Linked DNA regions of Homo sapiens: regions 1, 2, 3, 4 and 6 are each linked to region 5. A link is a contact called in ENCODE Hi-C or POLR2A ChIA-PET data. All regions are on one chromosome and are shown on one strand. The core of a region is the stretch at or near the end of the contact, and the rest is flanking DNA. Distances in the headings are between cores, read along the strand shown.

Region 1 (4,620 bases), core at 987-3,486, 680 kb after region 5:
GATTCCTCAGTGACAGCACTCAGGGGTATCACCGGCTCAGGGAGGGGCCGGAGGTGAGTTCCCTTATCTCCTCTTGCCTCCTTCACTGTAAAACTGGAGCTAATAAGGTTTCTCTCCTGTCAGCCATCCAGTGGAGATAAGTCACCCAGAATGTGACTCCCACATGGGGCTCAAAAAGGTGTTTCTAAATATAAAACTCTGAGGGAAAAAAACCCTCGGGATATAGAAATTCCAGGCCCTTGGAGACGCCCAGGGTCACAGGCTGTGAGTTAAATAAAAAACCCACCAAACTGATGAACTACCCATTTTTAAGGTTTTGGAGAGGGAAAATTAAAAGACTAAGGAGCAATTGTTTTAAACTTTATACCAGGTGTATTGATGGCTTCTAGGCTGGGGCCTTCCAGGAAGTCATTCATCAATTTCATTGTCTATTTATTCACCCCCTGGACTCCTGTTTTGGTGAATGTTCCTGAGTCCAAGATGCTAATCCAATAGGTGGCCAGTAGTGACTGAAGGACATTTAATCCCCACATTTTGTGCTATCTCTGTGGACCTGCTCTGGGGATGTTGGTGGACTGCTGGCTTGGAAAGGTTCTGCTTCAGCCGTAAGGAGAGATAAAGCCAGAGAGGTGGGACTGAGCAACCCGCTGTTTGGTGAATAAATTGCCACTGAAACTCGGGGGCCATTCCCTGAAGTGAATCACATGCAGCCATTGAAGTCTAAGTGATAAGGCAGCCAACAATTTAAAGGAAAATGCTCCAGCCCAAGCCAGGGGGACTGTCCCAAACTCCGGATGAATTCCAGCTGCCCTGCAGAGCAGGGTTTACAGGCATGGGGATCACTAGTGGCTTCAGAGATGCCCCTTTGCCACTTCTCCGGGACTTCTTGACTGTGTCCTATTCTTAAAACCCAGGACCTGCACCACTCAGCCAGGCTCCACCAGCGTGGAGGCCTTGGCAGGCTGAGGCCCAAAGGCTGCCTTTGTGGGGGATTTAAACGGCCAAGAGAGTCTTGCTGAGCCCTGGCCCCTTGACGTCTGGAGTGGCAGGCCAAGCACTCAGTGCAGCAGGAAGATCTGGGTGCCACTAAGGCCCCTAACAGGTGTAGTAAATATCTGTTAAATGAACGAATACATGTTTTGATGAAAGAAGCCCACAGTGCAGTGTGAGCCCAAAGGGGTCTTACTGAAGGCTTCCTGGAGGAAGTGGCAGCTAAACTGAGACATGGAAAACACGGAAGAGTAGCCAGGCCAAGCTGGGGTTTAACTGTCCCTAAAAGAAAGAAACGACCATAGCAGGGGTTTAACCAGAGGTGGCCGAAGGCCTTTCCAGGTGCCCATTTCTCCCGTATAGCTTTGGAGTCAGACGATCCTCGGTTGGAATTCCCAGTTCAGTCCTTACAGTCTGACGTCCCGCACAACCCGACGCCGGCAACTGTCTCCAAACACCCGAGAGCCAGGGCGGGAGCATGAGCGCCTACGGTGTTCCTTGGGGTGGAGCCCTCGCAGTGTCCAGAGGATTTGGGGGCTCCTGCGCCCCCATTTCTCCCATTTCCTGGACTATCCAGGGCAAGCCCCTCACCTCCCTGAGCCTCGGTGTCTTCTGAGAAAAGAAGTCGACCCCAGTGCCTACCTCATAGGATTACGTGAGACAACCGATGTCAAGCAGTGTTGCTTTGCTGCCTGAGAACCCCTGCCTGTCCCTTTCTCTCTGATGCCCTTCGGGGCAGAGATCCAGAGATCCTGCCTGAGTCACTTTGGCGGGTTTAATGCCCAGCCGCGCCAGGCACACAGTAGGTGCTCAGTAAGTGAAACAGTGCCGGGAAGAATTCGGGCCGGGGATGTGGAACTGTGTGTGGCTCTGCGGGCTCAGAGGCCCTCCCCGCGCCCCGCCACCGTGTGCGTTCCGGGGCGGGGCGGGGCGGGGGCGGGGGCGGGGGCGGGGGCGGGACCGGGCGCTCGGGCTCCGCCCCCGGTACCTCTGTAGGCGATCCTGCTCTCGCCGTGGCTTTCGGGTGCTAGGAGACAGTTGCCGGCGTTGGGTTGTGCGAGACGCTAACTGTACCCTCCGGGTTTAACGCTGTGAGGCAGCGCGCGGAGGAACTGGGGATAAGCGCCCCGGAGCCCCCAAACAGAGCGCGGCCGCTGGGGGACAGCGCGCGGCGCCGGGTCGGGGCGGGGCGGCTTTTCTGTCGGAGGACGCGAACCGGCACGCTGCGCCTTTAAGGAGTCCAGCTGGGCTGGGCGCCGGAGCTGGGAGCGGCGCGGGTAGGAGCCCGGCGGCAGGTCCCAGCCCGGGGCTAGAGACCGAGGGCCGGGGTCCGGGCCCGGCGGCGGGACCCAGGCGGTTGAGGCTGGTCAGGTGAGCGGAGGCGGGCGGGCGGGCGGTGGTGCGCTCCTAGGGGGATGGGGCGCCCTGATGGCCCCGTGACCTCTCCCCCAGTGTCTCCCTGCAGCGGCGCATCGAGTGGAAAGAGTCGGCGATCTGCACTTGCCTTTCCACTCCGCTCCCCGCGCGGGCGCTGCCCCCACCTCCCGCTGCCTGGATAGGTTTGAGATGCCCGAAACCCGGCGCCCCATTTCCTGGGTCCAGCCAGCCTCTTGAAGCCGGGGGACAGAGTGAGGACGGGTCGGGACCTGCACCCTCTTTCTACTTCGCCTCCCCACCCCCTGCGCCCGCAGCAGCCCTTAGGCGCCCCTCGCAGTGCCGAGAGGATTTTGGGGTCCTGCAGCCCTGTTTCCCCCATTTCCTGGAGAAGGACTGCAGCTCGCCCACCCAGATAGCATCTTGCTCCGTGTCACGCGCCGCCTCCGCGCCGTCCCCAAGATCTCGCTCCGCTACTCCCCTCCCCCAGCAGCCTTTCAGCTTCCCTTTCCCCAGCCTGCCCCGGCTCCCGTGCCCTTGCGCCCCTTCCGTGTCGAAACACTTGAATCAGGATGCTGTCCAGCCAGGTACCCGCCGGCAACTTGCGGTCCCCCGCCTACAGCGACACAGGTTTCACGGCTGCCTTAGAAATGCGGATTGTGTAACGCCGGCTGCAGGGCAGTGCACGTGCAGGGTTTGCGCCCCTGAGCCCACAGCGAGGCCAGGTGACAGAGTGAGGCATGGGGGAGTGGGGGAAGAGGAGGATGCCAGAGGGTCTAGATACTGTGCATGCAGAGAATATGTATTTTGAGCCCTTTGTATGCCCCAGGAGCTGGGTGGTTAGGAAGAGGAAATAAAGTGGGGGTCTTACTCCAGCTGGGACCTGGAGGCCCTCATTTATCTCGCCGCCCCCCTCCCCGCTGCTCCCGCCTGCTCAGAAATCCCTAGTGGCTCCACCTGGCTAAGAGTTTAAAGTAGTTTATAATGAATAATAGCTGACATAGAATAAGCAAATCTTGTGTGCCAGGCCCTGTCCTAAGCCCCTTAAAAGAATTACCTGCCATACTTTCCCCAACAGCCCCTTGAGGTAGGTACCACCGCTGTGCCCATTCCTGAGAGCAGGAATATGAGGCTTCCAGAGGTGGTACCTTCCCAAGACACGAAGTGAGTCTGGCCTCAGAACCACCCCCTTCCCCCAACCGCCCCCCCAACCCGACCTCGAACCACTAGACTTTTTACCCAATTTCAACAAATTCTTATCAAGAACATTGTTATAATATAGGAAATTAGAAATAACAGAAATTAATCACCTGTGTTTCTAGCACTAATTTGTTTTTCTCAGACCAGCAAGGGCCTCTCAGCTTCTGGTAATAGTACCCACTTTAAAGGGTAGTGGCAATATTTAGATAAAATAATGCACAGGGCCCAGCATGTTTTAAGCACTCAGAAAGCAGCAGCTGTTATTATGAAGAGTGGTAGTTGACCACTACCTTGAATTACTGGAAAAAAATAATTAATAAATGGCTCACACTGACTCTACAGAAATTAACCATTTTGTGTGCTCAGAAAGGCCTATGAGACTTTCTCTATTTTCATCTTTTTATTATTTTTATTATTTTGCCTTTTCGACACATTCTGTGGCTTTCGTCAACTCCAAATTATCCATTGTCTTTGTAGTTAGAGACAGAAGTGCCCTTCTGGTTTTTTTAGCTTTTAAAATGTGTGACCTTTGATTCTGTGAGCATCTGCAAACCTAGAGTAAAAGATGGGAATGCAGTTTGTGCAACTGGGAAGTAATTCTGAAACTTGATATGAGAAAAAAATTGTCCTTAGAGGTGATCCTGGTTTGCAGTATGCGTTGGGTGAGGTCTATCCTGGGGGCGAGAAGTTAGACTCAAAGATTATCTTTGGGTTTGGAGGGAAGAAAGGCAAGCATGAATGTTTTGTCTCGGTGTGGTGGGCTCACACCTCAAAGTGGCCAGCACTTTGAGAGGCCAAGGCAAGAGGATCACCTGAACCCAGGAGTTCAAGACTAGCCTGGGCAACATGGTGAAACCCCATCTCTACCAAAAAAAAAAAAAAATTAGCTGGGAGTGGTGTTGCGTACCTGTAGTCCCGGCTACTTGGGAGGCTGGGGTGGGAGGATTGCTTGAGCCTGGGAGGTCAAGGCTGCAGTGAGCTGAGATTGCTCCACTGCACTCCAGCCTAGGTGAAAAAGTAAGACCCAGTCTCAAAAAATAAAATAAATAAATAAAG
Region 2 (4,507 bases), core at 1,781-4,280, 640 kb before region 5:
GTTGAGAGCCGGCCCATCCCAGGCTCAGCAGCAGGGGGCTTACCTGCGAACGGACAAAGAGGCAGCACCACACCATGGGGCGCTCTGACCTCATCCACCCGGACTCACCGGCTCCTAACTGCAGTGGAGCCCTGTGCACAGGATTCTCTGAACAGGGCTGAGCATAGTTTCCCTGAAGGAACTCCTCCCCGCCACTTGGGCTGCATGACAGGAAGTGACAGGGGCCATCAGTTACAAGTGTCAGAGGCTGAGAGCCGCACCAGTCAAGAGCTCCCCACCTCTCCTGCTACTGCTGCTTTTGCAGAGCACTCTTTGGGCATTCAAAGGTACACCAGAAGTTCAGTTTCTGACTGACAATCCCCAGCCTGTAAGAGACAAACAGTGCTCACTGGGTCCCCACCAAAAGCAATGTGAAGCATCCCATCGGCTGCAGCGGCTGTGCTGCCTGGAGCTTTGCAGACCCAAACACTGGGGTGAAATAGAAAATAAAGCATCACTAGGAGAAGGGACACTGGGAGGAGAGCTTTGGGTCTTCAAAGAGGAATCAATGATCTACTTGAACTTTACCCAAGAATCAGTAGCCCTGTCCGGGATACAGAGCCCACACTGAGTCGCGGTTCAAAAGCAACTACACACCCATCCGTTTCTTTTTGTCTTATGCAAACCTGGCATCTTCTCTTCAGAGCCCTTTCAAAATAGCTGCTTCTGGAAACCTCCCTTTCAACTTTTGTCATGGATAACAAGAGGTCTTCCTGCTCAGAGCTATTATGGAAATAATTCATGGCTGACATTTCTTGTTTTATGAAGTGGGGATCTCACCAGAATGAACATCTTGCTCCAGTTCCTTGCCTTATAAAAAACCCAGACCTCTTGGGTGAGGTAGACTTGTCTCATAGGAAACTACAAGGTTTCAGATTGAAAACTATGCCTGGCTCACTCCTTCCCCACAAACAAACCAGCACTCTCACCCTCCTTGCACATTGGCAGAAGGTCTCAAACTCAAGGAGACATAACTCCAGTGTAGTTCTCAATTATTTATTTATTTATTTTAGTTATCTAATGGGGTAGTATTTGACTTGCAAAAATCTTCCTAATTACAAATTTTAGCTGTTAAGATTTAGCCCAGGGTTTCCTGGGGCCTTCTTACAAATGCACGGATTTTTAAGAGCCTTCCTCTGTCTCAAGCCTGAGTAAAGTCTGGGGACCCAGCAAAGACAGCAGGTTCATTTGAACAACAAGCTTCCGGTCTAACAGAAGGAGATTAAATCCAAGACTTTTATGAGAAAGCAGGCTCTTTCCATTCACGTTGCCAGAAATTTGCAAAAAGTGCTGAGGGGTCCAGGAAATAAGTGAGCTTGGCAAATGCATTTTCATGGGGACAAAGTCTGAGAAGGGTTCTCAGAGCCAGAGACACATGGGCAGCGTTCTGATGGGTGTTCTAGGCAAAAGAACTGGCAAACTCAACAGCAAGGCAGTGCAGAACTACAGGGTATTTTGGAAGACACCAAGTACTTTAATAGGTCTGGAAGCTGAACTGACAGGCTTGGGTCTTGCTTCAAAAAGTGTGAGGGAATCACACCTGCTTAGAGAAAGGAGGAAGTGAAATCACTGTAAAAAGCCTTACGCCTTTCAGGCAAGCATCTGGGTCACCATGGAGCTAGCACCTGGAAGCACTCGGTAATGAGTGTCAGATCAAATGACAGTGTCCACTGAGAGGTGGGTTTCAGATTGTCCTTGGGATTCCCTATTTCCTAAAGCCTGACTCCCCACAAAGCAAGCTGGTTAAGTGGTGGCTGGTGGAGGGGTAAGGGCAGGTATTCCTAAGGCGTCTTGTTCCAGCCTCCTACACAGGAAGGGTCCTAAATTTGAACAAGCCTGTAAACAACTTGAGATTAGCTAGCTTTGGGGACAATTCAGCCGATGAAGAAAGACAGTGCCCTGGGAAATGCGGGAGGCTCCATCACCCAGCCATTCCTCTCTTGGAGTATTTTCTGACAAGCCACTTCAAGGAGTCCCAGCAGCCAAGGCCAGCCTCACCCCAGTAAGGATTCACTGGAAATGTGAGACGACCAGGGCATTGTACGTTTTATTTCTTTGGAGAGGAGGAAGGAAACATTCACATGAACAAATCCTAGAATGATTCAACCTAACTTCCGGCTGCTGACTGAATGGGAAAGAAGAACTGAAACCCGTGGGCTGCAGCACTTCGTGCAAGAGGTGAAACTTGAGGGGCTCCAGGGCAGGTAGCAGTGGAGCAGGGAGGGGCAGAGAGAGGGCCAACAGATGCCCTGGCAGGGGAAAGGGATGCAAGCCTGCAAAAAGGAAGCAAAAACAGGGCACGGCCGTCTCCTCTGATGCCCTTGCTCTGACCAGAAGCAAGAACTCCCGGATTGAAATGGGTCCATGAAGAAGGCACTTCAAGAGGAGAATTTCAATAGTAAGAGGCTCTGATCCGCAAGGTCCACGTTCATTTTGAGCTTTATAATGGGATATCAAAAGGAACAGGAGTCTTCTCTATGGCATCTAGGATACTACTAAGTATTCAAACATGTTTATGTATTGGTTTTTACATTTTAATAGTAACATAGCATCACTGTCACACATTCGAACCACACAGAAGTATACACATTCAAACCACAAAGAAGTATATAAAGTAAAAAGTGAGTCTTCCCAAAGGCCCTACTTTTTTTTCTATCCCGATCCCATTTGCTGGATGCACTGGTGTTAAAAAGCCAGACGTAGACAGAGGTTCATAAACCCAAAAGGATTTAGGAGCAGGGGTCAGGTACCTGAAAGAAAAGGCCAGGTGGGCACTGGGGCACCACTGAGAGTTTTTGTCTTAGGTCAGTTCCAGCTTTTCGGGTTCCTAAGGGGTTAATCATCCAGGGTGAGCAGACATTCTAATTTTTTCAATAGAAGCCTGAAATTCAGGGTTTTATGTAAAATCTCTCAATTTGTAAATGCTGGCAACTATTCATCACCATAAGAAGTACTGTATGGGCCACATAACACAGTTGCTGGCTACATTTGGCCCAGGGGCCACCAGTTTGCACCCTCTGGTGGTAATCCTTCCAGACATTTCCTTCTGTCTAAAAACACGAGTTGCTGGGTGTAACATCTTATTTTTTTCAAAAATAGAATGATAACATTGTTCTACCACTTGCTTCTTTTTTCATTTAACATCCAGGGCATCTTTCCCTGTCACGCACATTTTTGACCTCTTACTGCAGAGCATGCTATGGTATGGAAGGAAATTAACTCATTTAGCCACCTGCCCTGTGGACATTTAGCAAATACGAAAGATACACTTGAAATGTCACTTCTCATTGTCCATTCCTCTTACCTCTGCCAATGTTGATAACTCATGATGAAAGTGCACCTGTGTGTGGATATTAACATATCATACAGCCACAATTACTGAAACCACAGCGACTAAGGATTTTTTATGTTTTAATATGAGCACTTACCATGTATTTTCCCACGTGATCCTCACAACAGTCCCAAAGTAGGCCTTATTATTATCTTTCTTTTTGCAGATTTAAAAAAACTGAGACTCAAAAAGGTGGTGTACGCCTACCCATGGCACGTGGCCTAGAGGTGGTGAGGTTGGTCAGGAGTGGGGCCTAGCAAGCTTACTTCAGAGCTCCTGCTACAAGCATACAGCCCTCAGAAGACACAGCGAGAAACCTGCTCTGGGATATTCAAGAATCTGACATATTAGAGCACAAACCACTAGAGAAGGATCGCTAACAATGGGACAATTCACTTGCCTCTTGGAATGAAAAGCCTCATTTTAAAGCCCTTCTTCATACTCATCCAACATAAATTCTACATAGATTGGAGAGAAATGTTAAAAGGGGGAAAAAAACCTACAAAATTCTGGGGGCATAGGTTTTCAGGGTATGGTATTTTTCTTTCAGTATATAGAGTTGAATCATATATTTATACACAGGAAACTACCTATAGGGTGCCTACGATGCAAAGATGAACCCTGTTTTCCCACAGCTGGTTAAATAACCAAACTGGTAACAACCCCTCTTGTTGGGCTCTAAAGAGATTAGCACCAAAACTGGGACCTAACTAAGGTGTCACCAAAAGTGTCATGGTATCACTAGAACCAGAACCATGTTTCCTGTGTTCTTGTTCGATATATCTGAGGGTATTTTCTGTTGAGAAGTTCCAAGCAATTTCCTTACCAAAGATATTATAAGGAACATACTCGTCAGGGTTGTGAGAATTTCATTTACATAAAATAAAATATTTAGATTTTAGCAGAATTACTTCTTCATTAAAAGTTGGCAAGCAACGATGATTCTTTCCATTTGAACTTTATCCTGGTTCCTTAATGTCTTTCTTATTTGTACTTAACAAGCCAGAAATGTCACAAAATCTTACAGTTGGAAAGGGAATTTCAAGGTCTTTAAACATACCCCATTTGATACTTCAAATTTTAAAATTCCACAAACTGAATTTAAAAATAGGTAGTAAAAAAATCTCATGGCCAAGG
Region 3 (4,144 bases), core at 1,629-4,128, 750 kb before region 5:
TTCACTGGAAACTACCACAAATAAAAAATTACAAATCACTTAAATCTTGAGTAGAAATTTTATTTGCTTTTAAGAGAATGCTTATTTTTGCATATTTTTTTACTCAGTGTACGGTATCAAATGCACATCAATGCCACTTGCCTGTTCCCCAGGAGCCTTTTCCTAAGTGATTTTCCCCAGTACACTTGCTGCAAGGATAGGAGTCAATGCTAGAAGGCACTTCCCAGTGCCATGCTGTGTGCACTGTCCTACCCAAGGCAAATTCGGAAGGAACAGCCATTACACACGGCCATTAAATGTTTAAAGGGCACAGGTGCTCTGTTGCAACGGCCTTTGAAGGTCAACAAGTCCTGTTTTCCTAGAAAGGCCTCTGGATAGATCTATTTTTCTTTTTATTATAACCACATTCTTTCCACAAAGAAAACAATCACTCTTAAAAAAATACTTTCAGAGGAATTAACAGTCAATGCCTAGCTTATAAACAATTATATAATCATGTTTTTCAAAAGGCTGACAAGCGAATGCTATTTTTTAATTTATGAATACTGACGACACCTACTGGTGGAAAATATATTTTAGTTAACTGCTTATGGAGAAGCTAGGCCTACAAGGGTTGGCTGCCTTTTGCGCTGATAAGGAAACCAGAAAACTACCCACTAAACTCACTTAGGTTTCTTTTTCCAATTTTGCCAATTTCCATTATCAGGAAGTGATATGCTCATCGATGAAGCTAAAAGATATCTCTGCCTCAAAGTGTATAAAGCATACTTGATTTAGTGTTTAAATCAAACACTAAAAAACAAAAACCCCAATAGTGATATCTGAAAAATATTTACCAACTATTTCCAAAACTATTCCAACCCCTTCCTTATTTCTCACATCAGGATATCCCCATACGAGGAAAATAAGTCATATTTTATAGTCTAGATCCAGCTACCAATGAAGAAAATTAATATTTGACATGTGATAAGTTTCATATTTGTGATATATAGACATATCTATATTCTATGTATAAGAATAAAATGAAATTAAGCAGGCAAGTTTTACCTAAGCCTTTAGCTAAACTACTCAAAAACACAGGACTAAGTAATAGTAGGAAGGGACTGGTTAGAGTCCTCAGCTATCCTCACTATTCTTTTCTTTGGCCCACTTCAATTTATTAATTTATTGGTTATGCCTTTCTTCCTTACAAGTGGAGTTTGAGTGGGCACCAATTGCGCTGCTCCTATGTTGATTAAATTAGGAAGTTCCCACTGAAAAAATATTATATCCATTCCAGGCCTGACCAACCTGAATTCTATGCAAATGCCACTAGGGCCATCACACTTTCACAGCTGCTGGCAACAAAAACTCTTTGTGATAATATTCGACTGAGCTGGAGTGTAGGGTTGGGTTTGAGTGAGGGAGAAGTTAGTTTGTGCTCAGCGTATAGAAAGCTGAATACAACCAGAGACTGCTTGGAGTCCTGTCAGCCTGGAGCAGCTCTTGCTAGAGGAAATGAATCTTTGATGGTGTGCTCCCGAATATACATGATTCAGTGAGCCAAGTGCATACAGCTGAGCAGACCCAAGGAAGGCGAGTGGGTGGAACCTCAAGAATGCTGTGACAAGGCCGGATGCACACCTGCCTTCAGCCTTTCCCCAGTGGTGGTGGTGATGTTTGATGTTCGCAGAGTGAGGTGTGGGAGAGTGGAAAGCTCCCAGATACACGCATGAGCGGCAATGACTAGCTGGGTCCTGTGGGTTCCACCGCAGCTTGACCACAGCAAAGCTGTAATCTAGCGAAAGCGACTGTATTCCCTAAGACCCTCAAAGAGAGGGATGCTTTCTCCTCCAGCTGAACCCAACCTTTAAGGCCAGTGAGCTATGTGCCAGAGAAATAACACGCAAGAGGAAAAGGCAGACTAAACATAACCTGGGAGCACTCCTTCACATCGCCCGCAAGGCACAGGAAAGTTCCCAGAAAGAGAAATGTTTCCAATGTTCCAAGGCAGCTTTCCATTGACCCTAAGGACTTTAATTCATTTTCAAGATCCATGTGGGAGACACTCCAATTTACTCATTTAGCCCCAGCCCCCCGGCTGAATGACCCTCACTGGCCACAGGTGATAGGCAGAGGCGCTGTGTCCTGTTTTTGCTGCCAAAGGGCTGCAAGGCCAAGTCTGACAGGTGAGAGGGCTGGTACGTCCCTCTGCTCTCACAACCCAGGCAAAAAAAACTCGCTTAAAGGGTAGCGACACTGGGGCTTGCTGACACTTCCCTGACACTGGGGCTTGCTGACAGTAGGAGAAAGTCCCTCTGAGAGTCCAGACAGAAGATGGACAGTCTGAGAGCCCTGCAAAGGCAAGGAGGCAGTTGCTCCCAGACCGGCAGGTAGAGGGACAGGGAGAGAGGAGGCAGCTAGTGCTTGGTCCACAGAGAAAAAGCGAGAGAAAAGGAGACAGGGTGAGAGATGGCGACGGGGAGACACAAAGAAGACTGTGGGAGAGATGTAGAGAGAGAAAGTGGCACACACGGAGAGTGAGAGATGGAAACAGAGACAGTGACACTGGACGGGCGCCGAGAATGGGAGATGGAGGCAGACGAGACAGGCAGATGACCCATAGAGGTCCAGGTGCAGGGCGCGGCCCTACCTCAGCGTCCTTGGCCGGACCGCTGGCCGGGGGTAGCTCCAGGCTGCAGTTCGCTCTCTTGACCGTGAGGTAGAAGGGGTAATCCTTGGCCACCATGGCGGCTGCCGGGCCTGCCCTTTGGGATGTCACCGCTGACCCTAGGCGACTACAAAACTCCCAGGCAAAAGGGGGCCCCAGCTCCACGATGCCGGGCGGCGGCGGCGACACGGAGACCGACAGCCGGCTTCTAGCCGGGCAGGACTCGACTGGGCTCCGGAGCCGAGTGGGCGGGACCGTGCCAGCCACGCCTTGATGGGTGGGGAGGGGGCGGGCCGCCGGCTCGGCACCGCCCCACGCTGCCGGGAGGGCCCACGTGCCGCAGCGCGGACACCTCCTGGGGCTGCGAGGGGCGTGGGGCGGTCCCGCGGGTGGAGAGGGACCTCTCTCTCCCCGCTGGTATTCGACTCCGGGCGCCCCCGCAGAGCGTGGGCCGCGATTGCGGGGCAGGCAGACCCCATGATAGCTCCTTTCGGGCTCTTTGGCACTCTCCGGGTGAAAGGCTGCTGGTAGAAAGGAGGCTGGGGCGAAACCGGGCAACGGGGAGAAAGGAGGCTGTAGTGACACCTGGAGGCAGGAAGGAGCCTGGGGGGAAAAGCGAGCGTTTTAAAAGCCCACATTAGAAAGGGGTGGTGTTCTCTCTTACCCTGTTCCCAGGCCACTGCACGTTTTTTTTGTTTTGTTTTGTTTTTGTTTGGTTTTTTAAATGAATGTCAGTGGAATATAATCTACAAATGGCAAAATGCACCCATTTTAAGAGTACCGTTTGTTGAGTTCTGACAAATGTAAACACCCGTATAACCACCTCCACAGTCGGTATACGAAACATTTCCACCACCCCCGGAAAATTCCCTCGAGACCTTTCCCACTTTGCACCAACTTTTAAATTTGACTAGCATATTCAGAGGCTGCCTGACACTCGAGGGCAATCTGACAGAGTGTCCTTCAAGTATAAAGCTGTGCATGGATGACCTGGCACTACCACACCTTTCTGGATCCTTTTTGGAGAAACAATGACATTATAAATGCCCAAGAAGGCGATTGATCTTAAGGTTGTTTGCAGCAGCCCTGTCTGGGGCAGTAAAAAATAAAAAATAACTGGAAACAATGGTAATATATCCATCAATAGGGAGTGCTTAAATAAACTTTCTTCACTGTGTAATACCGCTTAGCAGCAGTGAAAAAGGAGATGGGTCTATGGGTGTGGCATGGAAAGATCTCCAATGTATTAGACTCAGTTTAAAAATAATTGCAGACTAAGCATAATACAATACCATTTGTGTTAAAAAAAAATACAAGTTTACCAAAGAATATCATATATTTTCTATAAAGACATATTTGTGGGTAAATAGCATTGAACACTGTCTACAAGAATCCACAGCAAGCTTTTACCAGTTCCCCTGTGGCTGAAGGGAGGCACCTGGGTTTAAAGAATTAAAGATAGTGAACAAAAGGGACTTAAGCTTATAGCTCATG
Region 4 (4,445 bases), core at 1,119-3,618, 880 kb after region 5:
CTTGAACCTGGAAGCTGAGATGGTGCCAGTGCACTCCAGGCTGGACAACAGAGTGAGACTCTGTCTCAAAAGAAAAAAAAAGAAAACAAGAAATGTCTTTGGATAAGTTTCATAAAGAGTATTACATACCATAGCTGCACCTACAGCAATTCCAGCAAAGCCCATCTATAAAGTAAAATATAAACATAAGTGAAAATCCATAAAAATGAGGATAATGGACACTAACAGACATGCCCTCCAGGGTCTGCTTCCCACTGGAAGGCTTACCTCTGATATGGGAGTGTCAATAATCCTCTTGTCTCCATATTTCTTCCACAGCCCTCGACTAACCTACAATTAAGAGTTGATCCCTTAAGTGTATCTGGGGGTAACAGTGACCTCAATTTTGTATAACTTTCATATATTTTAGTTACCTTGTATGCCCCATCATACTGGGCAACTTCTTCTCCAAGCAGAAATACCTTCTCATCTCTTTCCAGCTCCTCATCCATACCCTGATTTATAGCATCACGAACTGTCACCTGTCACAGGTATGCAAAAACAGTCAATACAGAATTGTTTGGGATTCAACTAAGATTTTCTTCCTTTATATTTACCTAGGCTGCCCACAGCATACAATATAAAAACACTAGAACAAGCTTCTCTCTAAAAACTCAAAGAATTCTAAAAGTAACATTTCTATTACACATAGTTGGTCTTTGCATGTGTTAATGTACTGAGTGCTCACTAGGTGCCAAGTACTGCCAAATACTTTGCATCCAGAATGTAGGAGTTGCTCTTTTAATATAATGAATGGTAAAATCTAGTTAAAAAAAGGAAGGAGAGGAGAATTAACATACAATCCATCAATTCCACTTCTATGTATATGCCCCAAATAATTGAAAGCAGGGATTCAAGCATATACTTGCACATCAATGTTCACAGCAGCATTACTCACAATAGACAAAACAAGGCCAGGCACGGTGGCTCACACCTGTAATTCCAGCACTCTGGGAGGCCAAGGCAGGTGGATCACTTGAGGTCAGGAGTTCGAGACCACCCTGGCCAACATGGTGAAACCCATTCTCTACTAAAAATACAAAAATTGGCCGGGTGTGGTGGCGGGTGCCTGTAATCCCAGCTACTCGGGAGGCTGAGGCAGAATTGCTTGAACCCAGGAGGCAGAGATTGCAGTGAGCTGAGATAGTGCCACTGCACTCTAGCCTGGGCAGCAAGAGCAAAACTCCGTCTCAAAAAAAAAAAAGAAAATGTCGGGCTGAGCGAGGTGGCTCATGCCTGTAATCCTAGCACTTTGGGAGGCCAAGGCAGGCAGATCACTTGAGGCCAGGAGTTCAAGACCAGCCTGGGCAATATGGTGAGACCCTGTCTGTACTAAAAATACAAAAATTAGCCCGGTGTGGTGGCACCGGCATCTAATCACAGCTACTCAGGAGTGTGAGGCGCGAGAATCCCTTGAGCCCAGGAGGTGGAGGTTGCAGTGAGCTGAGATCGCGCCACTGCACTCCAACCTGGGTGACAGAGGGAGACTATCTCAAAAAAATATACATATATATATTATTCAGCCTTAGGAAAGAATCAAACTCTGACGCATGCTACAACATGGATGAACCTTGAGGACATTACGCTGAGATAAGCCAGACACAAAAGGACAAATGATGCCACTTATAAGAAGTTCTAGAATAGGCAACCTCATAAAGACAGAAAAGTACAACAGGGGTTACCAGGGGTTTGGGGAAGGGAAATGAGGAGTTACCGAGTAATGGACAGTTTCTGCTTGGGATGATTAAAAAGTTCTGGAAATGGATGGTGGTTAATGGTTGTACAACATGGTGAATGTACTTAATGCCACTGAATTATACACTTCTAAAAAGTACATTTTAAGTTAGGTCTATTTTGCTGCAATTTAAAGAAAAAAACATGGAGTGAGGGAGGAAACGCCTAGTCTTAGTTTTCCCCCATTGCCCAGCCAGCTGTGAGGTGGTGACTCGCCGGTGTGCTAATTGCCAGGCGGCGACAGAGGCAGCAGGAGCTCCACGGAGGATGCTGGCTCCGCAAACCCAAGGCCCACGGCGCCGGAAGGCCACAGCGCAGGCGCGACTCCGGCCTCCTTCCCGAGAGAAGGGGGGACCCTCCCCGCCCTCGTCCGACGAGCACCCGCGCCTGTTACCTGCAGCGCAGCCGGCGCGGTCCAGTGAAAGCGCCTCTTCAGCAGCCCGGAGACCTGGCAGGGAGAGAGGAAGATGACGGCGGGACGCAGGGTGGGCAGGGGTCGCGTGGGAATACAGGCCGCGCGCTGCTGCCTACCTCCCGAAGGGGTCTCCGCACCAAGCCAGACACCGCCGCCATCTTGGTCGTGTCCTCTATCCGCTGCCAAACGACAACAGAGGGGCCGGCAGACGTGAGCAGGCCCCGCCTCCACCGGCGCGGGCCAATGGCAAGGCGCGCCGGCTGCGTGACCCGCCCACCCGCCCACCGGGTGAGGGGCCGCGGGGCCGGGCTGAGGTGGCGTGTGGGTGGCCGTGCCCCTCTGCCTGGAGCCGCCTCAAATCAACTTTATTGACAGTAGGCGGTGACCGACAGGCGGGGTGCACGCTGGGCACACGTGCCTGGTCGGTGTTACTTGAAGCGTGGGGACTAGAAGTCAGACCCTGAGGAGCATGATCTCTGGAAGCTGGAGAGACCTTAAGAGTTAGGCCAACCTGTTGTGGGTGCTGGAATCCTTTGGGCACCAAGAAGTGCTTGCACACGCTCTACTGATGGGGAACTTAACACTTCATGAGTGAGTCTAGTCTTCCCTGGACAGTGCTGTCTGTTGATTCCTTATAATGCACATCATAGCTTTCATTGATTGCATTAAGCACCTACTGTGAGCCAAGCATTGAGATATGTGCTGTATAGCTCATTCTCACAGTACCCCACTTGGGTAATTAGTGTTATTATTATCTCCATTTTGAAGACGGTTAAACTGAAGCAGAAATTGATTAAATGAGCCGATATTTTAATTTAGGACTGTCTTGACTCTAAAGCATGGTCTTTTTCCCACTGCTTCCTAAAGCAGAAGTGGATTCCTGCTTGGGGGAAGGTTACAACAACTTTAGAGAAGGGCGGCCCTATGGATGTAGCAGGACAAGCCGCAGACGAAACTCCTCAGACACCGAGTTAAAGAAGGAAGGGGTTTATTCGGCCAGGGGCATGGGCAAGACTCTTGTCTCAAGAGCCGAGCTCCCTGAATGGGCAATTCCTGTCCCTTTTAAGGGCTCACAGCTCTAAGGAGGTGTGCGTGAGAGGGTCATGATTGATTGAGCAAGCAGGGGGTATGTGACTAGGGGCTGCAAGCACCGGTAATTAGACTGGAACAGGATAGGGATTTTCACAGTGCTTTTCTATACAATGTCTGTAATCTATAGTTAACATAACCGATTAGGTCGGGGTCGATCTTTACCAGGCCCAGGGTGTGGCACCAGGCTGTCTGTTTGTGGATTTCATTTCTGCCTTTTAGTTTTTACTTTTTCTTTCTTTGGAGGCAGAAATTGGGCATAAGACAATATGAGGGGTGGTCTCCTCCCTTATGGGGAGGTGCCAAACACTTGGCCATAGGGACAACCTCTGGAAGCTCATTAGTCTTAATTTGGCCCTTGGGGGTCAGATGGGACAATTGAGCACCCAGTCTCCACCCATCCCCAAGACATTCCAAACATTCCCTTCTATGGATCACAGCTGCAGGCTGCCAAATTAGGAATTTGCAACTTCCAGTAGGTTGCTGACTGGGAATGGGAGGGGGTGGAGGCAAAGGCAGAACAGGCGGATGCTGGGAAGTCTGTGGCAGCAACAGAGGCAGACTAGGAGGCAACTTCCAGATGGAGAGGAGGGGGACAGTTTTGAGATCTATTTGGGCTAGAATCAATAGGAATGCTGTAAGTGCTAGGGAAGAGCAGAGGAAAATTTTGGATTTTTGTCATTGCTGGATGGATAGATGGGGTAAGGGAGGAGCCTGGGGCAGTGTAAGTGCCAGGAGCTGGGGAAGTAAGAGTGTATTTTTGTTTATTTTTTGAGATGGAGTTTCACTCTGTCACCCAGGCTGAAGTGCAGTGGGCCTCACTGCAACCTCTGCCTCCCAGGTTCAAGCTATTCCCCTGCTTCAGCCTCCCGAGTAGCTGGGATTACAGGCACCTGCCACCATGCCCGGCTAATTTTTTTTATTTTTAGTAGAGATGAGTTTTCACTATGTTGACCAGGCTGATGTTGAACTCTTGACCTCAAGTGATCCACCCGCCTCAGCCTCCCAAAGTGCTGGGATTACAGGCATGAGCCACTGCAGCCAGCCTTTATTCTTTAGATGACTGGGACATACCCAGGTTGCCTGGAGCCTAGGGCCTAGTCAGGGCTAAAGGTAGAAATTTGGGGACAGCTGCATAGAGATGACATTTACTCTCTGGGACTGTTTC
Region 5 (4,687 bases), core at 331-2,830:
TGACCTCCATCTCCCAGGTTCAAGCGATTCTCCTGCCTCAGCCTCCCTAGTAGCTGGGATTACAGGTGTGCGCCACCATGCCCAGCTAATTTTTTGTATTTTTAGTAGAGACGGGGTTTCACTATGTTGGCCAGGCTGGTCTCGAACTCCTGACCTTAGGCGATCCACCCGCCTCAGCCTCCCAAAGTGCTGGGATTACAGACGTGAGCCACTGGGCCCGGCGTCTTTAAGACCTTTAAAAGAAATAGCAATAAAGTGCACGATTCCTTAGGCCAGGGGAGGTGGTTTTCACTTGTTATCCCAGAATTTTGGGAGGGTAAGGCGGGGGGCTTGCTTGAGGCCAGGAGTTCGCGACCAGCCCAGGAAACATGGTGAAGCCCTTCTCTACTAAAATACAAAAATTAGCTGGGCGTGGTGGTGTGTGCCTGTAGTCCCAGCTACTTGGGAGGCTGAGGCACGAGAATCGCTTGAACTCTGGAAGCCGAAGTTGCAGTAAGCCAAGATCGCACAGCTGCACTCCAGCTTGGGTGAAAGAGCAAGGCCCTACCTAAAAAATAAAAAAATAAAATAAACAGATAAACAACTATTTCTTAATATATGCCCCATTATTATTCCTTATCTGAAATTGAATTTAACTGAGATCCTGTAATTTTATTTGTTAAATGTAGTAACTAAATAGAGTCTTCCTATTTACTAACTAAAAATAAACACTGGGTGGCTCTTGCCTGTTTGTACTTGAGAGGGTTAGGCGGGAGGATCGCACGAGCCCTGGAGTTCGAGGGGGCAGTGAGCTATGATCAGGCCACTGCACTCCAGCTTGGGCGTCAAAGTGACAACCTGTCTCTAATAAAAAATAACAAACAGCCTTCCGCAGTTTGTCAGTACTATTTCTTTCTGCCAATTAATAGTTGTGTGACCCTGAGCAGGTAATATCTCGGGACTCTGCATCTGTAAAGCGATGGATAAAGAGACCTACCTCATAAGAACTATGAGGCTTAAATAAGATAGTGTGTGTAGCGTTTCTCGCATAGTCTGCGCTCACTAAACGGAGTTATTGTATATCGTTCGTTGTTAACTACCACAAAGGCTCTGCTCAGAGGTGCGTAGGCGCTGGCTCAGCCTGGGGTGAACCCACCAGGCCACCGAAACGAGCGATCAGGGTCGGCAAAGCTGTGGAGATGAAATGGGCAACACCTTCCACACTGCGAGTAAAGCTCGCAATCCGGGTGGAGGCCTCCACGTCCTAGCGCAGTCCAGTCCCGGGCGCAGGGAGGAGAGCTGGTCAGCCAAGATTCCAAGACAGGTGTCCACCTCCTCCAACGAAGCGGAACACGTGACACCACCCTATCCACTTCCGGCTTGGAGGGCATGCCCTCCCGTCACCAGCATGCACTTTCGACAAAACCGTGGAATCTAGTATTTTCCTCTGACACCTTTATATTTTCTTCACTTCCCTATAATTCTGACCTATCGTGTAGGTAAAAATTAATCTTCAGAGTATTACAGACATGCGTGCCCACGCGCTAGGCGAAAGTGCGAGTCGGAAGCACTTCATTCCCTCTCTTCGCTAGCCGGAAGTCGCGAGATCTGAATGAGTCAAAGCCGGCGGCCTCGGCTCCTCAGCTCCACCTGACAGTAGGCCGCTGATCGGCCGCGGGTCTTGTCGACCGCTAGGCCACCAGGTTCATGTGGAGGCTCCCAGGCGCCCGCGCCGCGCTTCGGGTGATCCGGACGGCGGTGGAGAAGCTGAGCCGGGCTGAAGCGGGGAGCCAGACAGCGGCGGGAGCGATGGAGCGCGCTGTAGTGCGCTGCGTACCTTCGGAACCCAAGCTGAGCCTGTCATTCGCTTTGGCTGATGGTAGCCACAAGAACATGCAGCGCGACCAGAGCGAGCCGCTGGGTCGAGTCCTCAGCCGCATCGCTACCAATGCCCTAAAGGGTCACGCTAAGGCGGCCGCCGCCAAGAAGAGCAGGAAGAGCCGGCCGAATGCTAGCGGCGGTGCGGCCTGTTCAGGGCCGGGGCCTGAGCCGGCTGTGTTCTGCGAGCCCGTGGTGAAGCTGTACTACCGGGAAGAGGCAGTGGCTGAGGACGTGCTCAACGTGGATGCCTGGCAAGACGGCGCGGTGCTGCAGATCGGCGATGTTAAGTACAAGGTGGAGCGCAACCCGCCCGCCTTCACCGAACTGCAGTTGCCGCGCTACATCATGGCCGGGTTCCCTGTGTGCCCCAAACTCAGCCTCGAATTTGGGGATCCCGCCAGCTCCCTTTTCCGCTGGTATAAGGAAGCCAAGCCCGGAGCGGCGGAGCCCGAGGTCGGTGTCCCCTCGTCATTGTCTCCCTCCTCACCTTCTTCTTCTTGGACTGAGACTGATGTGGAGGAGCGTGTCTACACCCCGTCCAATGCCGACATCGGGCTAAGGCTCAAGCTTCACTGCACCCCAGGCGATGGGCAGCGCTTTGGGCACAGCCGGGAGTTGGAAAGTGTGTGTGTGGTAGAGGCTGGGCCTGGCACCTGCACTTTTGACCACCGGCATCTCTACACGAAGAAGGTGACTGAGGACGCTCTCATCCGCACTGTCTCTTACAACATCCTGGCAGACACGTACGCGCAGACTGAGTTCTCGCGAACGGTTCTGTACCCATACTGTGCCCCCTACGCCCTGGAGCTCGACTACCGCCAGAACCTTATCCAGAAGGAACTCACCGGCTACAACGCCGATGTCATCTGTTTGCAGGAGGTTGACCGCGCAGTGTTTTCTGACAGCTTGGTACCCGCCCTAGAGGCCTTCGGGCTCGAGGGGGTGTTTCGAATCAAGCAGCACGAAGGCCTGGCCACTTTCTACCGAAAGTCTAAGTTCAGCCTTCTTAGCCAGCATGACATTTCATTCTACGAAGCCCTCGAGTCCGACCCACTTCACAAAGAACTGCTGGAGAAACTAGTTTTGTACCCATCAGCGCAGGAGAAGGTGCTCCAGAGATCTTCTGTTCTTCAGGTAAAGTAGTTCCGCCCGTCTCTTCACATACTGTCCCACTTTTAGGGGCCAGGAAGGCGAGGAATGAGGTGGGGGTTAAAAGTGCGATGAAAGTATCCAGATATTGTTGAAAGGTGTGTTTGCCCTTGTATCTTCAGCACAAAGTTTACTCTTCATTCATTCAGCAGATATTTTTTGAACACCTCTGGTGTGCCTGCCATACTGCAGGTTGCCTTGAACAAGACTAGCAGGGACTTTTACAGTGCTTACAATCTAGCGAGAGGGACACACGCTAAATGCAAGAACAATAGTAGCTAATGTTTTTTACTACTTGCCAAGCACTGTTCTGGCACATTTTAAAGTACTTAAAATTTAAGAGCGTGGTGTGTTTTGAAGTGCTCCATAAATATAAACTAGTTTTTTTTAAATCATAGGCTCATTGAATCTTCACAGTAAGTCCCCTATTCCCATTTTATAGATGTCATTCTTGTGTTAAAGTTTTTAAGTAATTGATTTTGTTCATAATAAGAAGAGCAGCTACCATTTTTTAAGTACCTAAGGTGTTTCATGCACCTTATAAGATCATTTAATTGACTCCACACAACAGCCCATGAGGTGGATGGTATTGTCAGTGACTGCCAGTACGAAACTGGCTAGAAAAGCATCTTTTTGCAGGTCACATTGCTATAAATGGTGAAATGAGTATTCAAACCCAGGTCTGCCTGACTCCAAAGCCTGTGCTTACGCTTGAAAACACTTTCTCCAGTCAAAGTGTTGTCATGTAAAATGTATTGTTTATATTACTAGCTTTATATATTGGACTATTATTATTATTATTATTATTTTGAGACGGAGTCTCTGTCACCTAGGCTGGAGTACGGTGGCGCGATATCGGCTCACCGCAACTTCCGCCTCCCGGGTTCAAGCGATTCTCCTGCCTCAGCCTCCCTAGTAGCTGGGACTAGAGGCGCGTGCCACCACGCCCGGCTAATTTTTTTAGTAGAGACGGGGTTTGGGGTTTCACCATGTTAGCCAGGATGGTCTCGATCTCCTGACCTCGTGATCCGCCCGCCTCAGCCTCCCAAAGTGCTGGGATTACAGGCGTGAGCCACCACGCCCGGCCTATATTGGACTATTATTAAAACATGTTACACTGAACCTAGTCATGTAGATCCTGAAACTTTAAGTTGGATTTCATGACTGCAGTCCTAGTTCATCAAGGGAAGGAGATGGAAGAAAACGTTAGTTCGCCATTAGTCTTAGATAAAAAACAGGCCGGGCCTGGTGGCTTATGCCTGTAATCCCAGCACTTTGGGAGGCCGAGGCGGGTGGATCACAAGTCAGGAAATCGAGACCATCCTGGCTAACACGATGAAACCCCGTCTCTACTACAAATACAAAAAAATTAGCCGGGCGTGGTGGCACGCGCCTGTAGTCCCAGCTACTCCGGAGGCAGAGGCAGGGGAATCGCTTGAACCCGGGAGGCGGAGCTTGCAGTGAGCCGAGATCGCGCTACTGCACTCCAGCCTGGTTGACAGAGTGAGACTGTCTCGAAAAAACTCAAAAAAACAAACAAACAAACAAAAACATTCAGGAGATTTGCAAATGCCAACTGAACTCTTGGCACTTTCCGTTTATTTTAGGTTTCAGTTCTTCAGTCTACAAAGGACTCTTCTAAAAGGATATGTGTTGCTAATACCCATCTTTACTGGCA
Region 6 (4,427 bases), core at 1,578-4,077, 790 kb after region 5:
GGGATTACAGTTGTGAGCTACCGTGCCCGGCCATGTTCATTTTTTATAAAGACGAGGTCTCACTATGTTGTCCCGGCTGGTCTCGAATTCCTGGGCTCAAGGGATTAGATAATTCTTTCTCTCTCTGTTTCTCTCTTTCTGGTCAACTTTGTTGAAGTAAAATTTACATACAATGAAATTCACCTATTTTAAGTATACAATTTGATAAATCTTGACAAATATATATATACACACCCACTTTCATCGCTCCAGTTGTTTCCTTGGTGCCCCTTTGCAGACCCTGCCCTCCTTCTGGTCCCTGGGAACTACTGATCTGCTTTCTGTTACTATTGTTTAATCCTTTCTATTAATAGAATGTCATCTATAAGTGGAATCTTATACAATATAGTCTTTTTTTGGTCTGGCTTCTTTTACTTAACGTAAAGCTTTGAAATTCTTCTATGATGTTATATGTTTCTTTTTATTACTGAGTAGTATTCCATTGTATGGATTTAACATTTGTTATCCATTCACCAGTTGGTAGATATTTGGGTTATTTCCAGTTTGGGGCTATTATAAATACAGCTGCCATGAATATTTGGGTAAAGTCTTTGTGTAGATATATTTTTTCATTTCTCCTGAGTGAATGCCTAGGAATGGAATTGCTGAGTGATAGGCTAAACTTTATAAGAAATTGCCAAACTTTTCTAGATTTTTGTTTTACCTTCATGATAGTTTGAATTGCATTAGTTATTATCCCAGTTTTGTAGTTGAAGAAAATGAGGTGCAAAAAGAGTAAGATTGAAGGTTTCTATGAGGCTAATGAACTTTGTTTTGTTTTTTTGAGACTGAGTCTCACTCTGTTGCCCAGGCTGGAGTGCAGTGGTGTGAAGTTGGCTCACCGCAACCTTCACCTCCCGGGTTCAAGTGATTTTCCTGCCTCCCAAGTAGCTAGGACTACAGGCGCGTGAGACCGTGCCCGGCTAATTTTTGTGTCTTTTCAGTAGAGGTGGGGTTTTGCTATGTTGGCCAGGCTGGTCTTGAACTCTGACCTCAAGTCATCCACCTACCTCTGCCTTCCAAAGTGCTGGGATTACAGGTGTGAGCTGCCGTGCCCAGCTGACTAGTGAACTTTGAATGAAAGAGGTAAGAGTTGGCAGCCATCCCTAAGCTGATCTGTTGTCAGGGCCTACAGAGTGGTGGACCTGATTGATGGCTCCACTAAGCATTGGTTGAAAGAGGACAAGCTAGTGGTCTCCTTCTGAACCACAGAACCAGACAATGATTTGTGTGACCGTTTTCTCAGTTCTTCCATTCTGGCTGCATAGGGATGGAGTTAATTCACTACATACGACAGAGGCCTTAGGGCAGTGCTGTCCAATGGAAGTATAATGCTAGCCACATATGTAACTTTACATTTTCTAGTAGCCATGTTAAAAAAGTAAAAAGAAACAGGTGAAATTAATTTAAATAATATATTTAACCCAATATATCCAAAATATTATAATTTCAACATGGAATCATTATAAAAATTATTACTATGTTAGGTGCAGTGACTAATGCCTGTAATCTCAGCACTTTGGCAGGTTGAGGAGGGAGGATTGCTTGAGGCCAGGAGATCGAGACCAGCCTAAGCAATATAGCAAGATCTAGTCTCTACAAAACTTAAAAAAAAAAAAAAGTCAGGTGTGGTGGCATACCTGTAGTCTCAGCTACTCAGGAGGTTGAGTAGAAGAATCCCTTGAGCCCAGGCAGTGGAGGCTGCAGTGAGCTATGATTGCACCACTGCACTCCAGCCTAGGTAACAGAGTGAGACCCTGTCTGTACTTTTTTTTAATTAATATGTTTTGCATTCCTCTTGTCATAAAAGTATTTGAAATCTGGTGTGTATTTTACAATTACAGCATATCTCAATTGGGACTAGCCACATATCAGATGCTCAGTAGCCACATATTGCTTGTGGCTACTAGGCAGCAGAGATACAGACATTAAAAATATTTGCCAGGCATGGTAGCTCATGCCTGTAGCCCCAGTTACTAGGGAGGCTGAGGTGGGAGGATCACTTGAGCCCAGGAGTTCAAGGCTGCAGTGAGCTATGGTTGTACCACTGCACTCCAGCCTGGGCGACAGAGCCAGACCCCATCTCCAAAAGAAATTAAAAATAAAATCCCAAATGTGTTGTTATGGAGAGAGATCCATGTTATATTAAGTGAGAGAAAAAGCAAGTCATAACACACTATGTTTAGTATGCTTTCATTCTCATAAATATCTTTTTTTTTTTTTTTTGAGACGGAGTCTCACTCTGTCGCCCAGGCTGGAGTGCAGTGATGTGATCTTGGCTCACTGCAACCTCTGCCTCCCCGGTTCAAGCGATTCTCCTGCCTCAGCCTCCTGAGTAGCTGGGATTACAGGCTCCTGCCACCACGCCTGGCTAATTTTTGTATTTTTAGTAGAGACGGGGTTTCACCATGTTGGCCAGGCTGGTCTTGAACTGCTGACCTCAAATGATCTACCCTCCTCGGCTTCCCAAAGAGCTGGGATTACAGGCATGAGCCACAGCACCTGGCCACATTTTCATAAATATCTGTGTTTATACCTGCAAATAAACAGTCTGTAACTGCACACTATCCAGTATTTTAGCCACTAGGCTAATAAAATTAAGCTAAAAATTCAGTCCCTTCGTCACCCTATCCACATTCCAAGAGCTCAGTAGTCCCTTGTGCATAGTGGCTACCATATTGGATATCAAGCCTTAGGTCACTGCTCTCTTCAAACTGCTGAACTGGTTGAGAAAGACTGAGCTTAACGGATAGAACCTGCTAGCCCTGCAGCCATTGGGGTTTTGTGACTACTGAGTCCCAGAGCCTCTGTGGTTTTTAAGAGTAACACACAGGAAGGAAGCTCACTGAGGTGCAACCGTTATTAGTACCTTGGGGAGTTTAACAGGAGCACAGTGTAGAAGCAAAACAGCTTTGTGGAGGACCCTGTTCCGTTTTTGTACAACTGAAATTAACTACTATTCAAATTGCTGAGGATCACATAAACCTGATGTCCACTTTAGGCATGTTCTTATAAAAATGTTCCTTTCGACTGCTTCTTAACTGCCTAATGTACATTATGGGGCTTGCTTAACATTTTGGAGAAAAAATAGTTTCTTACTTGTACATAACTTCTAGGTGGTGCTCACATTACATTCAGCTCCAGCAGTTTGTGTCCATGTAGTAGGAGGTAGGCTGCAAAGTATAGGGGTATTAAAACCAGGTGGTTGTGGTATTCTGAGAGCTCTATTGCTATAGTAACTCATATTCTCCAGGCCCGGGTTCTTGTCCTTACTCTGCCCTTCACCCTGTCAGCTTCCCCCTGACTTGATAGACTGGTTCTGCCTGTCCAGCTGCACTCTGTTCATCAAAATGAGTCCTTGGAGCATGTGAAAGTATTGTGTCCAAGGGCATAGAAGGTAGGAACCGCTGTGCCCCTGGGTCAGACTGGCCTGGGGTGGAGTCTATTCTCATCACATACTAGTGGTGCGCCCTTGTTTAAGGCATCTACCCTCTCTGAGCTTCAGGGTTTTTGTTGTATAAGAGATGTAGTGACGCCTCCCTTCAGACATTGTTGGGAGATGGAGTAAACTGAGGGCTAGAAGGCAGAGAGTAAGTGCCCCATAAGCAGAGCAGTTATACCTCCCTCTCTGAAGATATGTGTCTGCATGGCATGTGTACTGTGGTCACTTCCACAGTTGGTTATGAAATTGGAGCTAGTGTCTCAGGATGACACAGCAACCTTCTCAGAGTAGGAAGGATAGATTTATATGTACGTTATCCTAAGTGATGGTGACCATTATTAAAACCAGTAGGGACTTCTAGCTTGACTTCAGCCTATAGTTTCAAGCTTCTCTCCCACTAAATGCTTTAGCAGCCCTGTTACAAGTAGAAGAGCTCCTTTACTTTACTTTCATCTTCTGTTTTCCCAGTCTCCCCAGCACAGAAAGTACTGATGAGTAGTAAAATGACCAAAAGCTCCCTTGTCAAAGGAAAAAAGGTGCATTTATCATTGATAACATACCAGGCTCTTACCCAAGCTCAGATGATCTCAATCTTTATTACTCAGGATTCCTTATTTAATTTATTTTATTTTTCCAAGAAAGGGTCTCACTCTATCGCCCAGGCTGGAGTGCAGTGGTGCAATCACGGCTCACGGCAGCCTCCATCTCCCTGGGCTTAAATGATCCTTCTTGGGCTTCAGTGATCCACCCGCCTCAGCCCCCCAAATAGCTGAGACTACAGGTGTGCGCCACCACAGCTAGCTATTTGTGTGTGTGTGTGTGTGTGTGTGTGTGTGTGTGTGTGTATTTTTTGTAGAGACAGGGTTTCACCATGTTGCCCAGGCTGGTCTTGAACTCCTGGGCTCATGCAATCCACCTGCCTCATCCTCCCAAAGTGCTGAGATTA

The links. A loop is a pair of places that touch in the nucleus more often than their neighbours do. ChIA-PET counts read pairs that join two places held with the same protein, here RNA polymerase II (POLR2A). Pooled maps may share reads with other maps.
Region 1: a loop to region 5 is called in a map of CD4-positive, alpha-beta T cell, with 4 times the contacts of the local background. The contact joins the promoter of ABHD6 here to the promoter of PDE12 in region 5. A Hi-C loop is called at or near these places in 1 of 168 maps with a recorded cell type or tissue (CD4-positive, alpha-beta T cell), 1 of 37 single-sample maps with no recorded cell type and 10 of 50 pooled maps. POLR2A ChIA-PET finds 5 or more read pairs at or near these places in 1 of 52 experiments (activated T-cell).
Region 2: a pooled map shows a loop between it and region 5 (16-fold over the local background). The contact joins the enhancer-like site here to the promoter of PDE12 in region 5. A Hi-C loop is called at or near these places in 1 of 37 single-sample maps with no recorded cell type and 8 of 50 pooled maps. POLR2A ChIA-PET finds 5 or more read pairs at or near these places in 1 of 52 experiments (H1).
Region 3: a pooled map shows a loop between it and region 5 (5-fold over the local background). The contact joins the promoter of ARHGEF3 here to the promoter of PDE12 in region 5. A Hi-C loop is called at or near these places in 10 of 50 pooled maps. POLR2A ChIA-PET finds 5 or more read pairs at or near these places in 2 of 52 experiments (activated CD4-positive, alpha-beta T cell and activated naive CD4-positive, alpha-beta T cell).
Region 4: a pooled map shows a loop between it and region 5 (6-fold over the local background). The contact joins the promoter of PDHB here to the promoter of PDE12 in region 5. A Hi-C loop is called at or near these places in 1 of 37 single-sample maps with no recorded cell type and 9 of 50 pooled maps.
Region 6: a pooled map shows a loop between it and region 5 (4-fold over the local background). The contact joins the enhancer-like site here to the promoter of PDE12 in region 5. A Hi-C loop is called at or near these places in 1 of 37 single-sample maps with no recorded cell type and 2 of 50 pooled maps.

What each region holds. Positions count from the first base shown.
Region 1 is chr3:58,235,556-58,240,175 of GRCh38, forward strand. ABHD6 (abhydrolase domain containing 6, acylglycerol lipase) reads left to right here and starts at 2,237. Exons shown (of 10, transcript NM_001320126.2): 1 at 2,237-2,361. RefSeq lists an enhancer at 1,648-2,587 and silencers at 1,809-1,978, 1,989-2,478.
Region 2 is chr3:56,916,266-56,920,772 of GRCh38, forward strand. It overlaps a transcript of ARHGEF3 not described here. Among named protein-coding and RNA genes, the nearest start is that of ARHGEF3-AS1, 22 kb to the right of the region's middle. RefSeq lists enhancers at 1-69, 70-620, 547-636. Within about 2 kb of position 3,031, at least 3 of the 41 ENCODE cell types and tissues checked have a DNase peak (open chromatin) inside an H3K27ac peak, as active enhancers do.
Region 3 is chr3:56,799,071-56,803,214 of GRCh38, forward strand. It overlaps ARHGEF3 (Rho guanine nucleotide exchange factor 3), which reads right to left and starts at 2,879. Exons shown (of 10, transcript NM_019555.3): 1 at 2,633-2,879. The coding sequence starts at 2,728. RefSeq lists an enhancer at 465-514 and a silencer at 2,879-3,048.
Region 4 is chr3:58,431,464-58,435,908 of GRCh38, forward strand. It overlaps PDHB (pyruvate dehydrogenase E1 subunit beta), which reads right to left and starts at 2,369. Exons shown (of 10, transcript NM_000925.4): 1 at 2,305-2,369; 2 at 2,168-2,221; 3 at 414-521; 4 at 268-330; 5 at 130-165. The coding sequence starts at 2,346. It overlaps LOC107986092 (a long non-coding RNA gene), which reads left to right and starts at 2,132. Exons shown (of 4, transcript XR_007095933.1): 1 at 2,132-2,779. RefSeq lists enhancers at 2,125-2,344, 3,387-3,996 and a silencer at 2,405-2,644.
Region 5 is chr3:57,554,694-57,559,380 of GRCh38, forward strand. It overlaps PDE12 (phosphodiesterase 12), which reads left to right and starts at 1,581. Exons shown (of 3, transcript NM_177966.7): 1 at 1,581-2,994; 2 at 4,617-4,687. The coding sequence starts at 1,687. It also overlaps a transcript of DNAH12 not described here. RefSeq lists enhancers at 1,075-1,854, 2,345-2,514, 3,411-4,043.
Region 6 is chr3:58,347,109-58,351,535 of GRCh38, forward strand. All of the region lies in intron 1 of PXK (PX domain containing serine/threonine kinase like), which reads left to right. Among named protein-coding and RNA genes, the nearest start is that of PXK, 16 kb to the left of the region's middle. RefSeq lists an enhancer at 2,398-2,677. Within about 2 kb of position 2,828, at least 9 of the 41 ENCODE cell types and tissues checked have a DNase peak (open chromatin) inside an H3K27ac peak, as active enhancers do.